Regions from separate parts of the Homo sapiens genome. Here all the other regions are linked to region 3. Evidence: chromatin loops called from intact Hi-C (ENCODE). Cell type or tissue: GM12878. All regions are shown on one strand.

Evidence for each region. Peaks named below come from ENCODE experiments on the same cell type or tissue, not always from the same donor. Only the 100,000 strongest peaks of a DNase experiment are listed, where the experiment ranks them.
Region 1: it touches region 3 in a loop (12-fold over the local background); 1 of 110 quality-filtered maps calls a loop at or near these places.
Region 2: a loop joins it to region 3, with 2.3 times the contacts of the local background. A loop is called at or near these places in 1 of 110 quality-filtered maps.

The regions. Positions count from the first base shown.
Region 1 is chr4:166,837,400-166,842,399 of GRCh38, forward strand. The region is part of intron 6 of SPOCK3 (SPARC (osteonectin), cwcv and kazal like domains proteoglycan 3); the gene reads right to left. Among named protein-coding and RNA genes, the nearest start is that of SPOCK3, 390 kb to the right of the region's middle. RefSeq lists an enhancer at 2,251-2,550. In GM12878, no CTCF peak of the experiment used is centred here; DNase peaks (open chromatin) are centred at 2,072 and 2,422; H3K4me3 peaks cover 381 bases; H3K27ac peaks cover 1,703 bases.
Region 2 is chr4:167,097,711-167,102,710 of GRCh38, forward strand. All of the region lies in intron 2 of SPOCK3 (SPARC (osteonectin), cwcv and kazal like domains proteoglycan 3), which reads right to left. Among named protein-coding and RNA genes, the nearest start is that of SPOCK3, 130 kb to the right of the region's middle. In GM12878, no CTCF peak of the experiment used is centred here; a DNase peak (open chromatin) is centred at 2,621.
Region 3 is chr4:166,659,658-166,664,657 of GRCh38, forward strand. No RefSeq gene overlaps it. Among named protein-coding and RNA genes, the nearest start is that of SPOCK3, 570 kb to the right of the region's middle. RefSeq lists an enhancer at 2,831-2,890. In GM12878, no CTCF peak of the experiment used is centred here; a DNase peak (open chromatin) is centred at 2,674; H3K27ac peaks cover 2,595 bases.

The DNA of each region.
Region 1 (5,000 bases), 180 kb after region 3:
CTCCAGTGATCCTCTTGCCTCAGTCTCCCAAAATACTGGGATTAAAGGCATGAGCCACCACACCTGGCCTGTATAGCTTTTTACTGCTTGCTCTAGCCATTACATTATATATACAAAGCATCAATAGATTGCACTGATATTATCATTTCACTAGTTGTAAAGAACTATAGAAATTGTACTTCCCATTACATCACTTTACCTTCCCTTATGTGAGATATAACGTCGTAAATATTTCTTTATCCTGTGGACATTTAGAATCACGTTAGACAGTTATAATGTTTGCTTCTATCCTCAAACATAATTTAGAACACTCAATAGGAAAAGGAAAGTCAATTTTATTGACTTTTACTTTTTTGTACCATGTCCTTTCTTCCTTTCTGATGTTTCAATATTGTTTCCTTTAGCATTTTCTTTCTTTTTTCCAGACTTTCCTATAGTTATTCTTTTATGGAAGCTGTGGTTGCTACAAATTTTCTTAGGTTTCCTTCATCTGAAAATGTTTTGATGTTCCCTTAATTCTTGAAAGATATTTTCACTTGACAAAGGATTCTGGGTTGACAGTTCTTTTCTTTCATCTCATGATATATATCGTGTTGCTTTCTTCTTGCCCTCATCGTTTCTAATGTTATGTCCATTGCCAAACAAATTGTTTTTCCTTTATAGATAAATGTTGTTTTCCTCTCATTGTTTCCCAGATTCTTTCTTCATCTTTAGTTTTGCAGAAGTTTGACTTTGATTTGTCTTGGTGTGGATTTCTTTAGCTTTATCTTGTTTGGGGTTTGCTCAGCTTCTTGAATTAGTTTATGTCATTTGTCAAATGTGCCATTTTCCACTGTTATTTTCTCAAAAACTTTTTCAGCTCCACTTGGTTTTCCTTTTCTGTCAAAGACTCAAATGACATAAATGTTAGGTCTTTTGTGGTAGTCTCACAGATGCCTAAGGATCTGGGTGTTTTTGTTGTTTTTTGTTTTGGTTTATTTACTCTGTGTTGCTTAGATTGTATAATTTTATTACTCTATCTTTAAGTTCACTGATTATTTTTTCCTTTGTCTCCTACACTATGCTACTGAGTCAATCCATTGAGTTTTTTATTTTGGTTTTTATATTTTTTAATTCCAGAATTTCCGTTGGTTATTTTTTTACATTTTCCATTTCTTTGCTGAGACTTTCTATTGCTTTGCTGGGACTTTAGAAAAACTATTTGTTTCAAGTATGTTCATACTTGGTTACTGAAATATCTTTATCATTGCTACATTAAAATCCTTGTCATAGACCGGGTGTGGTGGCTCACGCCTATAACCCCAGAACTTTTGGGAGGCCGTGAGCGGATCACAAAGTCAGGAGATCGAGACTATCCTGGCTAATACAGTGAAACCCCACCTCTAATAATAATAATAATAATAAATTCAAAAAATTAGCTGGGCGTGGTGGCAGACACCTGTAATCCAGCTACCTGGGAGGCTGAGGCAGGAGAATCGCTTGAATCCGGGAGGCGGAGGTTGCAGTGAGCCGAGATTGTGCCACTGCACTCTAGCCTAGGCAACAAAGCAAGACTCCATCTTAAAAAAAAAAATCTTTGTCATATAGTTCTAACATATCTATCTTATGAGGATTAGTGTCTGTGGTTACATTTTTCATTCAGTCTGTTGTCTTCCTGGTTGTTGGAATGATGAGCAGCTTCCTACTGAAACCTAGACATTTGGGGTACTAATTTGTAAGACTCTGGATCTGATTCATAGTTCTATTTTAGTTGGCTTTTTCTGACACTGCTCTGGCAGAAGTCAGAGGGCCACCATCTCATTACTGCCAGGTGGTGTCAGAAGCCTGCTTCACTGTTTCATCACTGTTGACCCTGAGGAGTTGTGCCTCCTGGTTATGGATGAGTGAGAGGGGAGTTCTTATTCCTTAGTAGGCCACCACTCATATGGAATGTCTCATTGTTGTTGCTAAAATTACCTCCACTGACAACAGGAAGAAGGGGTCTCATTACCACTGGGTGGTAGTGAAAGTCTTGACTTTCCACTAGACTTCCTCTTATACCACTCTGTTTGGTAGTTAGATAGACATTAGCACAGGGTAAGAGAAGAGGGCAAAAAAGGCTGTCACTAAGGCAGACCATGGCCAGCCCACTTAAGGAGAGTCCCAGAACTGCCCTAACTCCACACTAATGGATGAAGTTCCTGGTAAAGTCTGTGGCCAGCACATCACGGAGAACGAAAAACTAGGGAAAATCTCTTAAAATGGCACAGGTCAAGTAACATAGAACTGTGTCCTCAAGTTCACCCTAAGCTCATTTACCATCATTATAATCAATTTACATGTGGTTTTACCTCCTGCCTGTGGGCTTTTCTTAACAAATTATGGGTATGAATGTGCACAGTTTAATTTTAGCTATATAACCATAAACTGCCAATCAAATGCCATCATCCTGTCACTCAGACACAGCCCAAACCACAACTCTTCCCCAGAAAACCCCCATAAAAGTCCCCTGGGTTTTGTAAAGAGGGGCTAATTTCACTTCGGGGAAATCTGTCCACTCTCCCTCTGAGGGTGTATTACTGTGCTTCAATAAACTTTGCTTTGAGCTTGCGTTTTAGTGTTTGCAATTCTTTGCTAACTATCACAAGAACTGAGATTGGTGGCCCAGAGCTTCAGCTCCATTGACCTCCTCAGTTAAAGGGTCTATCCCAATGCAGAATTCCCAGTAATATCTTCAGTAGGAAAAAGTAGTGGTACCTCATTATCTCCAGCGGAAGTGAAATCTAAGTTCTCCGTATGATTTGTATTGACACTTGAGTGTAGGGAGACTCATTTCCACCTAGTGGAGAGGAAAATTCCAGCTCCCTACACAGCATTTTTTCATAGTACTTTGGGACATAGTTGAGGTGCTTCACAATCACTTGAAAATGCTGAAAGTACAGGTTCCCCATTCAGCCTTCTCTGATTTGGGTGAATATCGTCTACATTATTTTTAAAATCTTATTTAGATGCAAGAGAGCAATTATTGTCTAAAGGTTTCTCTCTTCCTAGCTTTACCTGTCCTTGCCCTTTGGCTACAAAGAGAAAAGGGTTTAGTTGGACTTTTCTGTTTGTTTATCTGTGCTCATCATATCTGATGTTTCTGGGCTTTCTAGTTTTTGGGTTTTCTAGTTTGTCAGCTCCAAGTCTTGTTTATACAATGCAAATAAAATAAAATAAAATAAACCAGGGAACTCACCTATTCCTTGGTTCCTGAGGTCCCTAGCTAGTTGTCCACCTTCTCCCTACATTTCAGACTCATGATTTTCAGACACATAATTTTCAAATTTCTAGTTGCACTTAAGAGAAGGAATAGGAAAAGCTATGTCTAATTCATCTTCCCAGAAGCAAAAGTTTTTTTTTTTTTTTTTTTTTTTTTTAGATGCAGTCTCGCTCTGTCGCCCAGGCTGGAGTGCAGTGGCGCAATCTCGGGTCACTGCAAGGTCCGCCTCCCGGGTTCATGCCATTCTCCTACCTCAGCCTCCCGAGTAGCTGGTACTATAGGTGCCCGCCACCACGCCCGGCTAATTTTTTGTATTTTTCGTAGCGACGGGGTTTCACCGTGTTAGCCAGGATAGTCTCGATCTCCTGACCTCATGATCCGCCAGCCTCAGCCTCCCAAAGAGCTAGGATTACAGGCGTAAGCCCCCACGCCCGGCCCGCAGAAGTTTTTTTTTACTAATTTTAGAGTGATTCTTTGAGAGGAAAGAAGCAAGCCTAAGTGTTGTGGGTCTGAAGTTTACCTCTTCAATTATTGGAGACCGACATAAACACGCTAGAAACGTGGGTGCAAAAACGCTTTAAGGAGCTGTGGCAATTTAACTGAAGGTCAGTTATCAATTCCTAATTTCTTCAATCATTTCCATTTCTGTCTGTGGAGTTCCAGATGTTAGCCATACCAGTAGGATGTCACAGAATAAGAATAATAAGTGTAGATGCAAGCAAAAGAAAAACAATTTCACATAGACTTATAGAATTACAAATTGTCATTTTACAATAATTTTTAAAAAAATTTCTTAAAGTAAGAAAAAAAGATTATTTTACATTATGCACTGGCTTCTATTGTTAAAAAATAAGGAATCATTCTCTGCTTCTTCCAAATTTAAACCTATTTAGTTTTCTTGTACTTTCTAGCTCTTATTTTTGTGTCTGTCACTTTTCACTAGTTCTTATAAATATGGCCTTCCTTAATTTGCTTTCATTTCTTACTATGGAAAATTATAAAAATGTCCATAAATGCCCTTTTGCATACATGTTATTGCAAAGTAATATTACAAATCTTCCCCTGTGCCTGTGGAAGGCAGAATTCTAAGAACTTCTCCAACACTCCTACCTCCTGCTCTGTACAGCCTATATGATGCCTTCTTGAGTACGAGCAACATCAGTGACTATGATGAAATATTTCTCCCATTGTGTCTAAAATCGTTGGGTTCTTGGTTGCACTGACTTCAAGAATGAAGCCGTGGACCCTTGCGATGAGTGTTACAGTTTTTAAAGATGGTGTGTCTGTAGTTTGTTCCTTCTGATGTTCGGACATGTTTGGAGTTTCTTCCTTCTGGTGGGTCTGTGGTCTCGCTGGCTTCAGGAGTGAAGCTGCAGACCTTCTCAGTCAGTGTTAAGGCTCTTAAGGCGTTGCGTCGGGAATTGTTCATTCCTCCGGGTGGGTTTGTGGTCTCCCTGGCCTTAGGAGTGAAGCTGCAGACCTTTGCAGTGAGTGTTATAGCTCATAGAGGCAGTGCGGACCCAAAGAGTGAGCAGCAGCAAGATTTATTGCAAAGAACAAAAGAACAAAGCTTCCACGGTGAGGAAGAGGACTTCAGCACGTTGCTTTTGCTGGCTCTGGCAGCCTGCTTTTATTCCTTATCTGGCCCCACCCATATCCTGCTGATTGGTCCATTTTACAGAGAGCTGATTGGTCCATTTTACAGAGAGCTGATTGGTCCCTTTTGACAGGGTGCTGATTGGTGCATTTACAATCCCTA
Region 2 (5,000 bases), 440 kb after region 3:
GAAAACAAATCATTTCACCAAAAAGACATGCACACTCATGTCATCACAACACTATTCACAATAGTAAAGCCATGGAATCAATGTTGGTGATCATCAGTGGTGGAATGGAAAAAGAAAATGTGATACATATACACTATGGAATACCATGCAGCCATAGAAAAGAATCAAATCATGTCATTTGCAGCAACATGGATGCAGCTGGGGCCCATTATTCTAAGCAAATTAACACAAAAACAGCAAACTAAATAATGCATAATTAACCTTAATCTTTTAGTGTGCTTGTGTCTCTGGCCTGTGACCTTCATAAATGTGTCCCCTGTGGTATAGCTTCCTTCCTAACACCTTATCTTAGGTGTGACAGAAAACCTAGAGTATCTATTAGCGGCAGGAATGCCTTTATCCCAGACCTGTGACGCAACTCTTATAAGGTCTTTTCTACTGGAAACTAAGTCTTGTTGTGGAGAATATTCTAAGTGTTTTTAGCCATGATTACTCTTCCCCTCCACCTGCTAGAACCAAGAAGGAATCTTTCTCAGAGATTTACTATGAGAACCTGCTGGAAATTCCAGAGATGAAACACAGAATAAAGTGGGTTCTTCCTGCTAAGACTGCAGACTTATAGGGCTTGCCCAATCTCTGCCTAGTCTTCATTCACTCTCCAACAATTTTTCTTGATTAATTTTTAAATGTTCCTAGAACTTTGTGACTCAGTGGCTTCTGCTGCAGGTAAGGAGATATAAACTATCTATCTCTCCATCTAATCTATCTATTATTTATTTAAATTCCTTCTTTTTACTTTTAAAATTTTCAAAAATAATGCCCCACTTAGGAAAGTATTCCATATTTACAGAACTAATCTTGATGTACAGCTCTTATTGTCTCACAGCCTTGTTTAAAATCTTCAAAGATTCTCATCACCTACAGAACAAAGTCCAACGATTTTCCAACCTTGTTTTTTTTTCTGTTTCACATCTCTGATTCTCCCACTCAGCTTATTTTTCTGTTCCCAGCATTTTAATTAACTCGCTTTATCATCTCTTTGTTGGTGGGTTAACTCTCACTCTTTGATACTGTCTTCAACTCCAAAAACTATCTAACCTTTGATAAGCATCTTCATGCCAAATATTCCAAAAAGCCTCTCCAGATTCCCCAGAAGAAACTATGCCTTTTTTTTCAAAATGCCTGTAACATTTTATCTATCACTTTCTGATGTATGGCTCCTTATCTAACAAGCTTATGCTTATTTATCTTATGAATTATTTACTTTATTGGAATTTATGCACCTAGAAGGAAGGGATCAGCATCTAATCCATCTTCATATGCTCCAGGGCACCAAGTACAGTAAGTCTGTCACATAGGATGTGTAGAATCATTATGTAGTAAATGAATAAAAATATAATAGTTGTTTTTGATTCTTTCTCGAGATTTTTCCCATTCATTTGTATTATACTTTTTATAGTTAATATATACAATTATATTTGTGAATCTCGGTTAATGTATTAAAAGCATAAAACTGCAAGATTTTAACATTTTCTTCATTTTTTAGTAGTTTTATGATTTTAAGTTATTTATATATTTTAAAATATTGGAATTAAATATAGCAGATCTAACAGCATATATAATTCCTGATTTCCTACTGAAGTGGCTGTAAAGGCACAAAATATGAATACACAAGGAAAAATATAATGATCATTTTGATATATCAAAATAATCTTTTCTTGTTGAAAATTAGATGCACATGTGACAAATAACTTAGATCAGAGGTACGTGAAATTTAATACCTGCAAAAGTTGGAGATAATGAAAAACAAGCATATTTGACACACAAATTTCTGTAAAGGCTCAGAAATTGGTGGCATATACCCAAAGCTATACTTTATGCGTATCTTTCACGTTTACATAATAAATGCAAAGTTTCTCTTAATCATAATTTCTTCATTTCATTACTTTCTGAAACCACCAGGTACATAAGCAGTAGTTATTTAAAATTTGTTATTTTTTATACTTTTTAAAAAATTTTAAAAGAACACTGGGTTGGCATTTAATGGACTTCAGTTTGAATCATGTCTGTCACTGTCTGTAATTTTTCCTTTTCTCTGCTCAAGTTTCCCTTTTTGAATGATTAACCTATTACTTCACAGAAAAACTGATATTACTATTCAAACGCATCTTGGTAAAGCATTGAAGAGCTTTTCAAAATTGAAGTATAATTTGACACATTAATTTCTTTCTTCATGACAATTATGTACAATTTGGTCTGAGCTATCACAATAACTAACATCACTTAGGCTTCACTTTTTATTTATAATATGTTCAGAAGTTATTTATTCTCACATTTGATGTGAATTAAGCTTGGATCACTAAGACATGTCTATCCTTTTTAAAAGTAATGAATACCAAACTCTCACTATCAATTTACTTCCTATAAAATATTTTATTTCCATCAATAAATAAAGCAACCAAGGTGTAATTTGCCAAGGCCTCTTATCTCAGTAATTTCAAATGCCATGTAACATAGGCAGCTATTGTTAGACGTCCTCTCTTTCTCTGACTGACTGACCTAACCAGCTGACTCTATTCAGTAGCTGCCAGCTTTCTCTTTTCTGTTACTAAAAGTGACTCACTGCTTGCTTAGCTCAGTAATCAAAAACATCCTGAAGGTATCTCTTCCACTTTCCTTTCTGTGTCTGTCTCTGTCTCTCTCTCTCTCTCTTCTCTCTTTCTTTCTCTCTGTCTCTCTCTCTCTCTCACACACACACACCCACATTCTCTCTCTCTCACACACACACACACACAACCCTCATTCTCTCTCAGAAAATTATTTCTTATATTTATTAATCAATGTAGAGTCAATCTCACCCTCCCATCTTATCCCTTCTGCATTAAAAATATGCACAAATAATTAGGATATAAAATATCAACTGAAAAGCAATGGATTTACATAGAATAAAAATATTAAAATATTCTTAAAAGAGTTTTGATGATTCTATTTTATTGTATGCTAATTATTTAAATGTTGGTTAATTTATAAGTAGATAATCTCAGTTAAGCAAAATACCATCAATCAAATCATTATATTCCCAAATCCAATTATTCCCAAACAAGTAATCACTTGCACATTCTAGAATATATTTCTGTGAAATAGAGAGTGTTATACAAATCTTTCTAGTTTCTTATGTTTGCATAATGAGTTTCTAGGATTTAAACCCCAAATGTGTTACCATCACTCTCAAATTTCATTCAGTTATATAACACCCCTATATATATCCTGGAACCCATGCATGGTAATTCATTGAAACTCATGGTCAGTTTTGGTGAAACTTCCTACATCTTTAGTCTCGACATTCTCATTAATATTTTTCACTAATTGAAACTGGCTCTGTACTAAGGATACTGCTTTCCCTAATGTTCTCTTAAGTGGTGGCTGTTTTCTTTATTACATTCTTCCTGCAAAGGCCTAGACATGGAGTAGGTGTCCATCTGACTTCTCAAGAACTGTCACAGGGCCTGCTAGTCATTTCTAAGCTCTTTCTCCCTCCCACTTCCCCAAAATTTTATGGCTTTGGTTCTCCAAACCCTTCTTGTTGTACTCACTAACTTTCTCCCTAATTATAACCTTTTTTAGACTCGTTAGTCTCCCTACTTATTCCCTGAGACTGACTTAATGATAATTTCTCCACAACCACTCTCATCAAAATCCTTGGTAATTTCATTATCCACACTGATGACTTTCAGTCCTGGCCTCTCAGCTGCTTGTCCTCTTCTTCAATGTATGGTTCTCTACATACCTCAGAAACTCACATGATCATATTATGCTTGCTAATTACCAATAAGTGCTATGATCTATGCTTGTTAATTACCAATAAGTGCTATTTATTTAAGAACTCAATGGAAACATCCTCCTCACCAACCACTACTCCTATCTCTCCAGGTTGTTTCCTTCAATATGCTAATTCTCTAAATGCCTAAGACTCACCAGTATCTTCAATTCATAATTCTTACTCTTTTTTTTTTTTTTTTTTTTGAGACAGAGTCTTGCTCTGTCACCAGGCTGCCAGGCTGGAGTGCAGTGATGCGATCTTGGCTCACTGCAACCTCCACCTCCCAGGTTCAAGCAATTCCCCTGCCTCAGCCTCCAAAGTAGCTGGGACTACAGGTATGCACCACCATGCCAGGCTGAGTTTTTTTTTTTTAGTAGAGATGGGGTTTCACCATGTTGACCTCGTGATCTGCCCGCCTTGGGCTCCCAAAGTGCTGGGATTACAGGCATGAGCCACTGCACCTGGCCCTCTTACTTTTTTTTTTCTTTTCATTTTTTGTAGCCTAAAATCTAAATAAGCAAGAGTGTCATAACTTGGATCCTTGTGGGTTGAAATAACCACTTTATTTGTGTACCTAAGCTGAAATGAGAACAAGTGGAGACTGGGAAGAGGAAGCCTTATAAGGAGATCAGATTGAAACCTCAGGTAACAAGATAGATTACAGGTGACATCTCTTTTTTCAGCTGTTATTTGGAATGACCTCATAATAAAGCACAAAGATCAGGCCTCAGTAGACAACAACCTAAAGTTTAAATATTCTAGAGAACATTCCAGATGGGGCAGACCAACATGGCTAAATAGAAGCCTTCACCAGTTTCCTCCCTTCCCCTGCAGGAACAGCAATTTAACATCTACACAAAGAAAGCACCTTCATAAGAACCAAAAATCAGGTGAGCAATCACATTACCTGGTTTTACTTCATATCACCAAGAAGCACTGAAGATGGTAAAAAAGACAGTATTGAACTGCTTATACTACTCCTCCCCCATCCTCAAGCAGTGGCCTCCATGGCGTGGAGAATATGTGTTCTCTGGGGAGACACAGTACAGTGATTGTGGAACCCAGTGCTGCTGAACTCATTGCCCTGAACTCAGTACTGCTCTGTCATGGTGAAAATCAGAACTGGGCTAAACTCAGCCAATGCCCACACACAAAGGGAGCATTTAAACCACTCCTAGCT
Region 3 (5,000 bases):
AATCTTGTTAATGGGCTCATGAGAAAACTAGAGAGCAAGGAAGGCCAAAGGTGATGTCATGATAAGGGAAGAAATGCCATTTTCAATAGTGTAGACAGACAGCCAACTTTTGGGTTGATATTTGAATGAAGACCTAAAAAAGATGAGAGGGTGAGCTATAGGATATTCATTTGAAACTTTTATTTATTTTATTTTATTTAATTTTTTGAGAGAGGGTCTTGCTCTGTCACCCAGGCTGGAGTGCAATGATACAATCATGGCTCACTGCAACCTCAACCTCAACTTCCCAGGCTCAAGCGAGCCTAGGACTACAGTTGTGAGCTCCCATGCTTGGCTAATTTTTGTAGTTTTTGTAGAGACTGGGTTTCACCATGTTGCCCAGGCTGATCTCAAGGTCCTGGGCTTAAGCGATCTGCCTGCCTTAGCCTCCTAAAGTACTAGGATTAGAGGCGTGAACCACCACCCCCAGCCAATATTGGCTTTCAACAAGGTACCTAGACAATTACTGCATGACTTCAAGGAAAAAATACATTTATTTAGCTAGGATTAACTAGATCACTTTAGCTGCTAAATTGAACATAAATGAAAAGGGATAATAGTAGAAGTTAGGGAGAATAGATATGAAGCCCTTCCAATCATCTACAATACATGGAATGATAGATTAGAGAAGAGTAGTAGCAGTAGGGGTTAAAAAATAAATTGGATTCTGGACAGATTTTGAAGATAAAACCCACAGAATATGGCAAGAAAGAGAGGAGATCAGAACACTCCACATTTCGGTCTGAGCTACAGGCTGAATGTTGTTGCCATTTACTGAGTTTGACAAACTGTTAGAGTAACAGGGTTGGCAATTAAATATCAGAAGCTCATTTTAGGAAATGTTAGGTTTTAGAAGTAGTAGATTTAAACAATTCTAGTTAGTCAACTCATGCAAAGGTACCAAGCAGGCAGTTGATATTTTGTCCTGATGATCAGGGGAGAAGAGCTGGCTAGTGGTATTTATTTGGTGGCCTTAAGCACATAGATTACACTTACTACCTTGAGGCTGGATGAAATAACCAAGGGGGAGAGTATAGTGAGGGAAAAGAGATGAGATTTAAGAACTGAGCTGTGGGGAACTCCGACATTTAGACAATACAGCGAAAGATCTGGAAAGTAAGACTGTGCTAAAGCAGCAACAGAAGTAAAAAAGAAACCTGAGAACGTTTTCTCAGAAAATAAGGGAAGAAAGAATTTGAAAAAGGAGAGAGATCATTGTGTCTACCACCTACTATTCCATCATAAACAACAGTAGATGTCCTCTGCATACCAAATTTTAATATAGAACTTTTATCTTTCAGTTCTAAGTAATTTCTAAGTCTCATTTTTTTCTTTGACTCATGAGTTATTTAAAAGCATGCTTGTAAGTTTCCAAATATACATGAATTTTCTTTATTATTTTTATCTTAATTGTTTAATAATAAAAAACTTAAGCCTATTTTCAGGGCTGGCGTTCAGCCAGTATCACATGACAGGATGTATAGTCATCCCTCAGTATCTGAGGAATTGGTTCCAGGACCCCCTCTGATACCAAAATCTGTGGATGCTCAAATCCCTCACATAATGGCATCATATTTGCATATAACTTACACACATCCTCCCATATACTTTAAATCATCTCTAGATTACTTATATCTAATACAATGTAAATGCTTTGAAAATAATTGTTATACTATATATTTTAATTGCTTTTTAAAAAATATTTTCTATCTATGGTTTGTTAAATCTGTGGTGGGAAAGCCACAGTTATGCAAGAGCTGACTGTATTACTTTATAATTATTAATCAAGCATTCATCTAAGTGGTCAGTCATCTTTTGAAATTTATCAGCCCCATGGTGTAACAGTTGATAAATATTTTGAATATTACCTCTATCTGTATGAAACTGTTCTTTGAACTTTGTTGGGATTTGCTTAATGGTCTAGTGCAGGATTAATTTTTGTAAATGTTCTAGATTTCCTTGAGAAGAACATGTAGTCTCTAATAAGCTCCATTCATATTTTATAATTGCATTAGATTAAGCCTGTGTATTGTGTCCAAATATTCTATAACCATTGGTTTTTTGTCTCTTTTATTTTTTTAATTATTTTATATTTATTTGTTTTGGGGATATAGACAGGGTCTCATTATATGGAAAAAGTTATGGTAAAACATCCAACAATAGAAGGAAATTTATCAATTGCTCTCTCTAGTTTAATTAGTTTTTATTCCATGTACTATCAGAAATTCATGTGTCTTAAATTGTTAAATCTTTTGTCTCACTAATGCTCTTAAAATTAGTTAGTGGTATTCTCTATATCTAATAATGATGCATTTTTTCTTATAGTCTACCTTTTGTTTATATTTACGTGGATACACCCACTTGATTGCTTGTGCCAACAAATACCTTATATAATCAGATAAAAATTCCCTCAGTAAAAAGAAAATGTTAGCCTTGTTTCCAAAATTATTTAGGCAAAACAATGTTAACCAAAGACAAGAAAAAATTGAATATAAATGAAAACAATCAAAAAAGAAAGTCAGTGAAAACTAACCTACAATGACTCTTGGTATTGAAATTAGTATACTGACTATTGTTAAAACACACCTCAGCAGACAAACACAATGAACTCTCTGGCTAAAAAGAGACATACTGAAACTACAAAACAGAACCAAATGGCCACGACAGGGTGAGAAGCTGGTCATATATCCCTGGGCTCACAAAGAAAATACATGTCACTACCTGTCACAAGGTTTTTATTCCTGTAATTAAGCAGAACCGATTTCTCAAAAACATGTCAAAACAGCTACGGCTGAAAATTCCCCAACTGACCTCAGACAGAACACCTGGTGGTGGCTGACTGACCACCTGGAACCTGCTAATTAAAAAACTTGTAGCTTCCTGCTTAAAGACCACCCAATGCAGGCTTTTCTCCTTACCATTCTGATACCTTCTCCTGCTTTGCAGTCCTGCCACAACTTTCAATAGACTAAGGATGAGCCTTACAAACTTTCTTTCATGATAAACTGCCACAAATCTCCAGCCAGTTTCCACTGGCTTATAGAGGATATGCAAAAACCTCCTTTGTGCCCAGTAGTTCACCATATGACATATTGAGCCAAAATCTCCCTTATTTTGATATTGAAATCCCACTGCAAAGTGAATGTAGAATGTATGCTACATACGTTAAGCTGTTACACAAGTGCTTAACTTCCCTCAAAAATATACATAGATTTTTCACAAACTCCTCCACAAATCTCTTGGTTTTTTTTGTTAACACTGTAAAGCAAGTATGCTTAAAATGTTTAGTAAATTAACTGTTAAAAATGAATAATTTTGGCTGAGAACTGGAAACTATAAAAAGGAAATTACACTTTTTTTCTTTTTAAAGAGCTGAATTGAAACTCTGGCCAAAAAAAAAAAAAAAAAGAAAAATTAACCAAAATTAAGAACTCCATGAATGATGTTATAAGATACATTGTATCCTCCAAAAAAAGAAACGTTGAAGTCTTATTCCTCAGTATTCAGAATGAGATATTTAGTGAAAACAGTATCGTTTCAAAGGCAGTCAAGTTAAAATGTGCTCATTAGAATAGGCCCTGATACATATTGCTGGATTCCTTAAAAAAGAAAGATTTGGACACAAAGAGAACCATAAGTGGAAAACAATGTAAAGCACAGGGAGAAGACAGTCATCTAAAAGCCAAGAAATACCTGAGGCTACCTGTGTGTCTAAATACCCAGTTTGCAGTCCTAGAAAAATAATACAATATTTGTATTTGGTCGGTGCACCAACCTTATATAACTGCGTATTACACAGAACTGAAGAGATAATTACCAACATGGGAGAGAACTTACAGTAATCCATCTGTAATAAAGGAGAGAGTTTCAAAATAATGAAACAAGAGAAGATAAAAGATATAGAGAATATAGTGAGAAGTACTAAAAATAATGTTCGATTATAGCCCTACTAGCAGAAAATATAGAAAATAGGAGAAGTAATATTTGAAGAAATAATGACTAAGGTTTTCAAAAACTGATGAAGGCCAATAATCCAAAAATTCAAGATGTTTAATGAAACACAAGCAAGATGAATGAAAGTAAAGCTTTAAAAAACTGTAGTAAAACAGCAAAACCCCTAAAGCAAAAAATAAAAATAAAAAAATAAAAGCCACATTTGTAACAATAAAGCAATTTAAAAGTCTCATAAAAATACTTCTCAATATGTTTTGTAAGAGACAAGCACGGGTAATAAGAAAGATATTCAATGTCCTAACTGAATGTATCTTCTGTCTTAAAAATCAACACTTCCTCCAGAATCTTTATAAAATAATAGTAAATAAAAATCATCTTCTAAAAAATAAAAACAGGAAATTATGAAGATATCCTTAATTAGAGGGTGAGATTCTCAGAAGCATTGTTGGAGATGCATAAAGGAATAAAAATAGAAAACTATTAGATAATGGTAATAAATGTAAGTAGGTATTTGAATAAATTTAATAAACAGTATCTACATAATCTTTCTATATATACGCATATATAATCAGAAAACACAAGAACAATAACGTAAGTCATGAAGTTAAAGTATTCTAATTTACTTGCTGTCTTCTTTTCCAAAAGGAGTATAAAATTCCTATCATCATGATACCTTTATTAGTAGAGAATAAAACTTGTCAGGGTAGTGTAAGAGACTTGGTATATATATGAATATGTATGTCTATATATGAATATATACGAATATATATATGAATATGTATGTCTATGAATATATATGAATATATGTATATATGAATATATGTGTATATATATGAATATATATGACTACATATGAATATATATATATGAATATATATGACTATATATGAATATATATATAAGAATATATATATGACTCTATATATACGAACATATATGACTCTATATATACGAATATACATATGACTATACATACGAATATACATATGACTATACATACGAATATA